2 separate regions of the Homo sapiens genome follow, and region 1 is linked to region 2. Evidence: read pairs that join two places in POLR2A ChIA-PET (ENCODE). Cell type or tissue: GM12878. All regions are shown on one strand. Each heading gives the region's core, and the rest is flanking DNA. Links, peaks and the distances in the headings are about the cores only.

Region 1 (5,372 bases), core at 240-5,239, 54 kb before region 2:
GCATCTAAAGAGACAGTTTGGCCCAGTGCAGTGTGTGCAGACAACCTTGGGGAGACATGCCTGACTCAGACATTTGCAGGGGGAGCGAGTGCTGCAAAATGAGGCCCACACAGGCGATGGATGACTCAGGAATAACCCAGGTCCTGGGTGTGCTGAGCGAGCCTTCTCTCCCTGCCTCAGGAGGAAAGGGGGCAGGTGGGAGAGGCGGTGAGGAGGAAAGGAGGCTGTGTATGGGCTGGCATTCCCAGAGACAGCCTCAGGCCCCCAGCTCTAGTTCCCCGTCACTCCTGTATTTTTCTGCATGCTGCCACCTCTGAGAAAGGTTATTTGCTTCACAGTGGGACTTGGAGTGGGTCAGCTTTTTCCCCAAACCCAAGAAGTGATCCACAGAAAGCAGCCAAGGCTCAAAATACTAAAGTCTTTAAATCTCCCCCAATTCAAAATGATTATGGGAAAAATTGAATTTCTAAACTGAAAAGGCCCTTGGAATCAGGGCATGAGGATGAAAAGAACACAGGCTCTGAAGTCAGACAAATCTGGGCTTAAACCCCAATGTTTTCTAGCTGTGCAAGTACCTTTCACAACCTCTAAACTAGATATGAATAAGTGGCAGCTTAGCTGGATGTGGTGACCTGTACCTGTGGTCCCAGCTACTCAGGAGGCTGAGGTGGGGGGATTGCCTGGAGCCAGGGAGGTTGAAGCTGCAGTGAGCCGTCTTTGCGCCACTGCACTCCAGCCTGGGAGACAGAGCGAAATCCTGTCTCAAAAATAAACAAAATAAAAAATTAATAAGTGGCAGCTAATTAACAAGTATTTAACAAATATATCACCAATTACCGGACGGGTGCAGTGGCTCATGTCTGTAATCCCAGCACTTTGGGGGGCCGGGACGGGCAGATCGCCTGAGGTCAGGAGTTCAAGACCAGCCTGGCCAACATGGCGAAAACCCATCTCTACTAAAAATACAAAAATTAGGCCGGGCGCGGTGGCTCATGCCTGTAATATCAGGACTTTGGGAGGCTGAGGCGGGCAGATCACCTGAGGTCAGGAGTTCGAGACCAGCCTGGCCAATATGGTGAAACCCTGTCTCTACTAAAAACAAACAAACAAACAAACAAACAAAAAAACCAAAAAATTAGCCAGGCATGATGGTTGGTGCCTGTAATCCCAGCTACTCAGGAGGCTGAGGCAGAAGAATCACTTGAACCCGGGAGGCGGAGGTTGCAGTGAGCTGAGATCATGCCTCTGCACTCCAGCCTGTGCAAAAGAGCGAGACTCTGTCTCAAAAAAAAAAAAAAAAAAAAAAGAAAAGAAAAAAATACAAAAATTAGCTGGGGGTGGTGGCGCATGCCTGTAGTCCCAGCTACTTGGGAGGTTGAAGTAGGAGAATCACTTGAACCTGGAGGCGGAGGTTGCTGTGAGCCGAGATCGCCTCACTGCACTCCAGCCTGGGCGACAGAGTGAGACTCCATCTCAAAAAAATAAATAAAAATAAAATAATAGGGAGTCAGGTGTGATGGCTCATCCCTATAATCCCAGCTACTCAGGAGACTGAGGCGGGAGGATCATTTGAGGCCAGGGATTCAAAACCAGCCTGGACAACAAAATTGGAAGATCCCCATCCCCCATCTCTAAAAAAACAAAACAAAACAAAATGAAAAATTAAGTATCTATATTATCAATTAGAAAACGGGCTCAGGCCAGGAGCAGTGGCTTACGCCTGTAATCCAGCACTTTGGGAGGCCAAGGTGGGAGGATCAGCTAAGGTCAGGAGTTCAAGACAAGCCTGACCAACACGGCAAAACCCCATCCCTACTAAAAATACAAAATTAGCCAGGTGTGGTGGCACATGCCTGTAATCCCCACTACTCAGGAGGCTGAGGCAGGAGAATTGCTTGAACCCAAGAGGCAGAGGTTGCAGTGAGCTGAGATTGCACTATTGCACTCCAGCCTGGGCAAAAAGAGCGAAACTCTTGTATCAAAAAAAAAAAGAAAAAAGAAAACAGGGGCTCAGAGAGGTTATGCCTTGCCTAAAGTCACACAGCTGGGCAACAGAGAGCTGAGACTAGATCTCAGGTATCTTAACCTTTCACCCCATCCTACATGTTTTCCATTGTAATCATTTCTCTGCCTCTCCTTTTCTCTCCCAGAGGGCATGCAACATTCTGGGGGAAAGGACAAGTCCTCCATTTCAAAGATTTGCTGCTCCACAGATAAGGGCTATGAGAATGTCAGTCCCCAGTGCAACTCTGGCCCTCATCCTCCTTCATGCAAATACAGGTATGTTCAAGTTGTAGAAAAGAACTTGGAGCTGAGCCAAAGCTGTCAAGGCTCCAGACCACCCAGACCCTTTAGCCCTTCCTGCCTACAGGAGGAACAGGTGTCCCTCCTGACAACAATCCAGGTTACCAATGTGGATGTGTCTGGTCATTGACTCTCCTCAAAGCCCCTTTAAATCTCTCATCCCCCTTGATCCAACAAGAACCCAGCATGTTGGCCTGGCAGGAGAGAGTTTGGCCTTGAGTGATTAGTCCCAGGCATGCTAAGTGACCTCAGGCAGGTCACAACCGAAGGCTCAATTTCCTTAGATGTAAAATGATGAACACATCAATACCACATGCTATTCTAACCCACAGGACCACTGAGAAGATCTAAATTAAATATTGTACACACAAGTGCTTTGGAAACAAATTTCAGTGCTAATGAGAAGTACTATTAAACTCCTCCTGCCTTGTAGAGCTAAACAAAGTTGTGCCACCTGCTCCCAACAGAGGCTGCCTCTCAGGGGACTCTGCTGGGCCCTGAGGGTAACCAAAAGCAGCCTGTCACCTTTCTGCTCAGAGGCGGGAGGTCATAAGGTCAGCCACCCCTTGTGGCTAAAGGAGACCACCCTTTACCTGGCACTTCCCTGCCCAAGCAGGGAAGAAGCAAGCTCTGGTCTGATGGCTGAGAGGGCACCGGAAGAGAGATAGCAGGCAGGGTTGCTAGCAGAGAACAAGGGATAGGCCTCCTGAATGCAGGATTCAGGTGCATCCAAGAAGACTCACAAAAACAAAGGACAGGTGCACAGCTGGACACAGAACACCTACAGCTTTCTCAAGGCAGGGACAGGGCTCCCACCAACGACATGTGCCCAACTCCTAGAGGGAGTCCTACAATTCCTGAGTGCAGGTGCAGTGAGCTGGGCGCTTCTCAGTGCAGGGCCATGTGCATCTGCTGCGGGAATGCCAGAGGCAGGAGATGCAGCTGCACCCCTCTAGCAGGCTATGCCAAGACTCGAACAGACAATAAATAGCAATTTGACATCACTGAAGATAACCTCTCTGAGCCATTTCCTCATCTGCAAAACAGAGACAGCTTTTATCTCATGTGATTTGAGTAGGGATTAAATAAGATTGCTTTTATAAAGTGCCTGACACTACTCTGTAGATACTAAGTGGCAACTATTATTAAAACACACACACCCGTTCAACACAGGAGATGTCACAGGGCAGGCAAGGCCTAATGCCACTGTTATGGATAAACAATAAGGGAAAAGGGTTTGGGAGAGAAAGAGAAAGTGACTGCTGTGGGCTGGGAAGACCTCCCAAAAGGGGAAGAATCTGCACGGCCCTGAAAGTTACTACAGTGAGCTGGGCACTCTACCAGGCATTCCCACGTTCAGCCTCTACGTTGGTCTTAAGGATGAGGCAAGTCAGGTTCAGAGAATGAGGTGCATGAACCTCAAGGTTCATGGTCACACAGGTACTGAGAGGCAGCATCAGGAGCAGAACCCAGGGCTTCTGACTACGTCTTTCCTTTGTACCAGGGCTGGACGCCATGGGGCTGGCTTGGAAGGAGAGGAAAGGCAAACTTCGAGGGTGCTCAGCTGAATGAAGTCTGGGCAATCTGACCAACTAAGCCCTCTAAGTGCCTTGGCACTCCTAGAGACACATGTCCTACCTGAAGCCTTCCTCCCAGTCCCCAGCTGACCTCCCTCCCACTGTTCTGCAGTCAGTCTGCTATTTTCCCAAAGAGAAAAAGGTCATCGCTTCCTTTTTAGAGTCCTATCTGGGCTTCTTGAGACAGTTTCAAGGTGACCTTTAGGCTATTTGTTCTTCTCTTCTTTTGAGAAGTGAGAGAGGCACCTTCTAGTGTCATTTTTATAGGAAACCAGTTGCTGGGTCTGATATCCATGCATGTGAAGTGGGCAGTGACCCCATCTCCCCTATTCACAGACTTAATCTACAGAGGAGATGGCAGGATTCGCCTTGCAAAGACCAAAACCAAAAAAAGCTATAAGATATAAAGGGACAAAAGAAGCCTTTTGTGTCCCTGGTCAGGAGACAAGATGAATACCTGCTTTATGGGCTCCCGGGCCTCTGCCAGGCATTCTGGGTCAGGAACATGGGTAAACAATTGCAGGAGATGCCAGTGGTGAGCTGAGTTACAGTGAGGCTCTCCTCTGGAATAAGTACTAGCCTGGGAGTCAGGTGAACATGGAACAAAGCAGAGTTCATGCGGGGTCCACAGCACAATGTGGGGTGGGGAATGCACCTAACTCCTAAGGCTTGGAGTCATTCCCACAGTTTTCCCAATAGCCTAAATCCTCTTCACACCACTGGCCCCTCCCCACCAAGGACAAGCAAGAATTCCTGACTGCTGGGGAGAGAAAAAAGGTCCAGAGAGGGAAGGTGACTTACCTAATGTCACCCACTGAGTCAGAGGTAGACTAGAACCCAGAAGCAACTATTCTAGAACTTCAGCTCCCACCCTGCTCCTCCCACCCCAGTCTCTGCAAGAGTCTACCCGAGGCTCTGCTCCATGGTTAGGGTAGGAAGGAGAACTGCAAAGCACTTTCTATTCTTATAGGAGGGGTAACCTGCAAGGGAAGCAGCTGCCATAGATGACAGAATGAGGGCTCCAACGGAACTCCTACCCACGCAGGGGTGTTGAGAGAATAGGCAAGACCCCAAAATCAGCTCCCAGGCTCTTGGGTATCTGAGAGTGCAGAGGGAGCATGGCCTCAGCCCCCCACCCTTATCCCTACAAGGCAGCTGGTGTCATCTTCCCTCCCGCCATGACCAGCTCAAGTGAACAGTATAGGACACATGGAAACCCTGATACCCTAAGGAAGGACATTGGTGGCAGCCTAGGTTTGAGAGATTTGTAATCCTTCAGCTCAGAGGAAGGTTGTAGGAGGCTGAGGTAGGGATGCATTTGCTGTAGGTGGTTAAAATATTAACAGGGGCAGCTGTCACTCATTGAACACTTCCTGTGTATACAAACTTTTATGTGCATTTATTTATGTAATAATCACATTAATAGCACTATAACTGGATACTATTAGTTCCCATTTTATTTTTTTTTATTTATTTATTTAGAGACGGAAT
Region 2 (5,372 bases), core at 255-5,254:
AAGTTACAATGAAATAGCTTTTATATAATCAAAGGAGAAAAGAAAGAGAGACAAAACCAACATGCCACAGCCTAGACAATTCCATCCAGCACTGCTGCCTCCAGATCTGTTTTCTGGCTTTCTCCACCCAGCACTGCTGCCTCCAGATCTATGTTTTGTGGCTCTCTCCTCACCCTACTCCAATTAATTTAGCCCCCGACCCCATCTACTTTGTTAGGGTGGAGGTTCACCAAATGATGGGGCTTGTTCAGAAGAGAAACATTTTATGGTCAGTGGAAGTTGAGTAGAAAGTACCAAAATGTGGAGAGGGCTGCCCTTCTCTTTTAATCATCATAAGAGGGTTTGCTAATACTGAAGAGTGTCCTTTAATGACTGATCCCTGATCAAGGCTTTGGCCCTTCAAATTGCTGCTGTTCAAAATGTGAAATGATTCTGCTGAATCCATTCTTGGTGTCTCTCTTTAGTGGTCTTCTCATTAGTGGTCTTCTCTTCAAATGGGTTGTTTTCTCACTAGGAAAAACAATGTTCCATCTCTGGAATTAACGTTGATGGTGTTTTGCTCATTCTGAAAGTTTTTATCCTCCCTTCTCAAGCATGGCCACTCTGGGTGGCCAGAGTGGAGCATTTGAAGGTCTGGTGGGTGTTCTCACGGTAACACTGAAGAATTTTGGCCTGCAGATCAGCACAGACTGGATGAGACTCATACCGCTTGAACTTTGCTTCCACCTCTTCAGCAGCTTTCTGATATTGTTCAGTGGTGACTCTGAAGAACTCTGAGTTCCTCTTCTCCAGTCTAGCCAGCTGTTCGTTGTAGAATGCATCCTGCTTCTTTAGCACTCGGTCTTTCTCTTCCAGCTGCCTAGCCAGGTGCTTTGCCTTAGCGCGTTCCTCCTCGCTAGATATCCTCTCCCGAAGGATGGCTCTGGTTAACTGCTCATTGGCAGCAACCCTCTCTCGGTCCAGCTCTTTGGCTGCTTTAGTCGTTTCTCATCTTCAGATTCTTTCTTGGCTTGCTCCAATGCCAGCTCCTCAGCTACTCTTCTTTTCAATTCTTCATCAGAAACTGAGGCACCATAAGCACCAGAATACCGCTGAGACTTCGAACCAGATGGAGAGGATTCCTTCATTCGATCAATCACATTTTCTGAAAGCCGGATGCCCTTCACCACGGTAATGTTCTCATTCTCGTCCGCCTCGAAGGTGACCCGGCGGGTGCTGGTGGTCCCACCCATGGCTCCGGTTCCTGCCCCAGCGGAGACCTAGCGCGGAACCACGAGCACTTCGGGGCCCCCGCGCCCACACGCGCATGGAAGGGCCTGGATTCTTTTCCCGCACGGCGGGAGCAAGGCCACGGCCCCTACTCACTGTTTCAATGAATTATGTACCTTGGTATCCTGGACAAGGTCCCCAATATGAAGCAACTATGTTGTCTGGGTAAGTACCCAGGGTTCATCATCTCACACCAAGAAAATTTAGGATATGGACACACATGAGGAGTTTAGGAGCAGAGGTTTAATAGGCAAGAGAAAGAGAAAGAAAGAGAAAGGAAAACAGCTCTCTCTCTAGTGAGAGAGGGGGGACTTCTGAGAGGAAAAATCCCCCTCTTTTTTTTTTTTTTTTTTTTGAGACGGAGTCCTGCTCTGTCACTCAGGCTGGAGTGCATTGGCGCAATCTCAGCTCACTGCAACCGCCACCTCCCAGGTTCAAGCGATTCTCCTGCCTCAGCCTCCTGAGTAGCTGAGTAGCAGGCAGATTACTTGAGCTCAGAAGTTCAAGATCAGCCTGGGCAACAACATGGGGAAACTCTGTCTCTACCAAAAAAAAAGTAGAGATGAGATCTTGCTATGTTGCCCAGGCTGGTCGTAAACTTGAACCAGGGAGGCAGAGGTTGCAGTGAGCCAAGATTGCACCACTGCCTTCCAGCCTGGGCGACAGAGCGAGACTCTGTCTCAAAAAAAAATTATTTCACTTTATCTCCAGTATTGGCTTACAAGTTATACCTATTTTTAAATTTTCAGTGGTTACCCTAGGACTTATAATGCATATATTTAACTTACCACAGTCTACTTTCTTTTTTTTTTTTTTTTTTTTTTTTTTGAGACGGAGTCTCGCTCTGTTGCCAAGGCTGAAGTGCAATGGTGTGATCTCGGCTCACTGCAACCTCCGCCTCCTGGATTCAAGCGATTCTTCTGCCTCAGCCTCCTGAATAGCTGGGACTACAGGCATGTGCCACTACACCCAGCTAATTTTTGTATTTTTAGTAGATACAGGGTTTCACCATATTGGTCAGGCTGGCCTCAACTCCTGACTTCGTGATCTGCCCGCCTTGGCCTCTCAAAGTGCTGGGATTACAGACATGAGCCACCGCACCTGGCCCAGAATCTACTTTCAAATAATATTAAACCATTTCCCATATATTGCAAGAACCTCACAACAATATACTTCCAGTTCCTTCCTACCAACTTTGGTACTCTTCTTAATCTTTTTCTTTTTTTTTCTTAAGATGGGGTCTCGCTAAATTACCCAGGCTGGTCTTGGACTCCCGGGCTCAAGCAGTCCTCCCACCTTGGCTTTCCAAAGTGCTGGGATTACAGGTGTGAGCCACTGCGCCTGGCCAATTATTTTTTAAAGAGATTAAAAATAAGAATAATGGGCTGGGCGTGGTGGCTCACACCTGTAACCCCAGCACTTTGGGAGGCCAAGGCGGGTGGATCATCTAAGGTCGGGAGTTTGAGATCAGCCTGACCAACGTGGTGAAACCCCGTCTCTACTAAAAATACAAAAATTAGCTGGGCGTGGTGGCGCATGCCTGTAATCCCAGCTACTCAGGAGGCTGAGGCAGGAGAATCGCTAGAACTCGGGAGGCGGAGGTTGCGGTGAGCCGAGATCGTGCCATTGCACTCCGGCCTGGGCAACAAGAGTGAAACTCCATCTCAAAATAAATAAATAAAAGAATAATGTTTTTCATCTTTACCTTGTATTTTTACCATTTTCAGTACTCTTCATTTCTTTGTGTAGATCCAAGTTCTGCCTGGTATCATATACCTTCTGCATGAGGAATCTCCTTTACCTTTTCTCATTGTAGGTCTGCTGACAATGATTTTTCCCAGCTTTTGTTTGTTGCTTGGTCAACTTTCAGCCACCCCTGCACACTTGCACCCCAGCCGAGCTCCTTCCCCATGCTCCCGCGTCTCCCACTGTGGTAGACTGCCTTTGCTTGTTCCTTGGTGCTGGGCTCCTCAGGAAGTGGGATGGGTTTCTCTGTTGTCCTGACCCAGCCTTCGTCTTAGGCAGACTCAATACATCCGGGACTTAGGCTGGAGCCTTCTCAGCATTCCTGCCCCTCCTCCATGTATTTCTGGTTATCTGCAGTGTTAGCAGTTCTCAGCTTATTATTGCTGTAGGATCCTGGGTCCCAGATGGTTTCCAGCCCCCCTGAAAAAGTAGAGGGTTTTTGCTTCTACCCTTCCCCCAGGTGCAGTGGGTCACGGAGTGAGAGTGTTTCCTACCCACCCAACACCAAAGGCAAATGAGTTTTGCTTCTACTCCTTTCTAGAAGCAATAAATCTTTGCTGAGCTGTGGCATGAGAGGGTCTGCTTTCCCTCCCGCAGACAACTTTGTCCCCTTTAAAAGCAGCTTGTGGGACTTCATGCTCATCCCTCAACTGCAGCCTACTACCTGCACACCCGTGCCACTGAGGGGGCTCTCTCTGGTCTCCTGCCCTGCCTCCAGTCTTGTGAGGACCCACTGGAGGCCCATGGAAAAGAATTTGGAGTGAGTGCCAACTCCCCTTGTGTCTAGGCCCCAGTCTGTACCAAACTGATATGCTGGCGCACACTTGGTGCTTAAAACATTTTTTAAGCTTTAGTTGACTTTCTTTTACTCACTTGAATGGCAGCCACCACATTCCCCCATGCTCTGACAAAGGTGATGCAATTTGTGTGTTCCATCACATCTGTGAGAGGCTTGTATCTCTTTGAAATTCAATTGATTTGGTTGCCTTGCAACCTTAGCTCTCTGATGAGCTCAAGAAAAATTAGGACTTCATAAATTATCTGCCTTTTCCTCATTGTTAAGGGAGGAGCAATGTTCTTTGCCACTTTCTTCATTCCAGGTGACAGTGGAAGCCTAAAATCTTTCTTGAAACTTACTTTTTATTACTGAACAACATATCTTGGATATCTTTCATGGCAATAACCAGGGATTTACATAGTGTTTCAGTACTACCTCGGCTGCAATGGGGTACCCTACATAGGAATATTTTCTTTTTTTTCTTTCTCTTTTTGAGACAGAATCTCGCTCTGTCACCCAGGCTGGAGTGCCGTGGCACGATCTCGGCTCACTGCAACCTCCGCCTCCCGGGTTCAAGAGATTCTCCTGCCTCAGCTTCCCAAGTAGCTGGGATTACAGGCACATGCTGCCACGCCCAGCTAATATTTTGTATTTTTAGTAGAGATGGGGTTTCTGCATGTTGGTCAGGCTGGTCTTGAACTCCTGACCTCAGGTGATCCGCCCACCTCGGCCTCCCAAAGTGCTGGGATTACAGGCATGAGCCACTGCTCCTGGCGGGTTTTTTTTTTTTTTTTTTTTGAGACTTTTTTTTTTCTGAGACTTTTTTTTTTGAGACAGGGTCTCCCTCTGTCACCCAGGCTGGAGTGTAGTGGTGTGGTCTCGGCTCACTGCGACCTCCGGCTCCTGGGTTCAAACAATTCTCCTGCCTCAGCCTCTGGAGCAGCTGGGACTACAGGCGTGCGCCACCATGCCCGGCTAATCTTCGTATTTTTAGTAGAGACGGGGTTTCACCATGTTGGCCAGGCTGGTCTTGAACTCCTGACCGCAGGTGATCTGCCCGCCTCGGCCTCCCAAAGTGCTGGGATTACAGGCGAGAGCCACCACTCCCGGCTAGGAATATTTTCAGAAATAATTCCCAAACCCTCAAGGATGGGTCCATCTCTTGCTGCATCCGAGCATTTGTGCCAGGCACTGTGGGGCAAAGCATTCGTCCACTCACTTCGTAAGTATTTACTGAGAGCATCCCATGCACACGTATCTACCAGGCTAGCTGCTGGAGATTCTATAGGCAGACCTGGTCGTGGCCTTCATGGGGCTCAGAGTATGGCAAAGCAGATAGTGGGGAAAAACATCACAACAGATGTGGTAAGTGTTACAAAAGGGAAGTAGAGGACACTGTGAGAGATTATGACTAGGGAACCAACCTAGCCCTGTTCAAGAAAGGCCTTCCTGGCCAGGCACGGTGGCTCATGTCTGTAATCCTAGCATTTTGGGAGGCGAAGATGGGTGGATCACTTGAGGTCAGGAGTTCGAAACCAGCCTGGCCAAATGGTGCAACCCATCTCTACTAAAAATACAA

The links. ChIA-PET counts read pairs that join two places held together with the same protein. Peaks named below come from ENCODE experiments on the same cell type or tissue, not always from the same donor. Only the 100,000 strongest peaks of a DNase experiment are listed, where the experiment ranks them.
Region 1: POLR2A ChIA-PET joins it to region 2 with 5 read pairs; 19 of 35 experiments call an interaction of 5 or more read pairs at or near these places.

What each region holds. Positions count from the first base shown.
Region 1 is chr1:27,146,016-27,151,387 of GRCh38, forward strand. The region is part of intron 1 of SLC9A1 (solute carrier family 9 member A1); the gene reads right to left. Among named protein-coding and RNA genes, the nearest start is that of SLC9A1, 6.4 kb to the right of the region's middle. In GM12878, for the core only: no CTCF peak of the experiment used is centred there; no DNase peak of the experiment used is centred there; H3K4me3 peaks cover 1,475 bases; H3K27ac peaks cover 517 bases.
Region 2 is chr1:27,200,242-27,205,613 of GRCh38, forward strand. It overlaps the pseudogene CHCHD3P3. Among named protein-coding and RNA genes, the nearest start is that of WDTC1-DT, 32 kb to the right of the region's middle. In GM12878, for the core only: no CTCF peak of the experiment used is centred there; no DNase peak of the experiment used is centred there.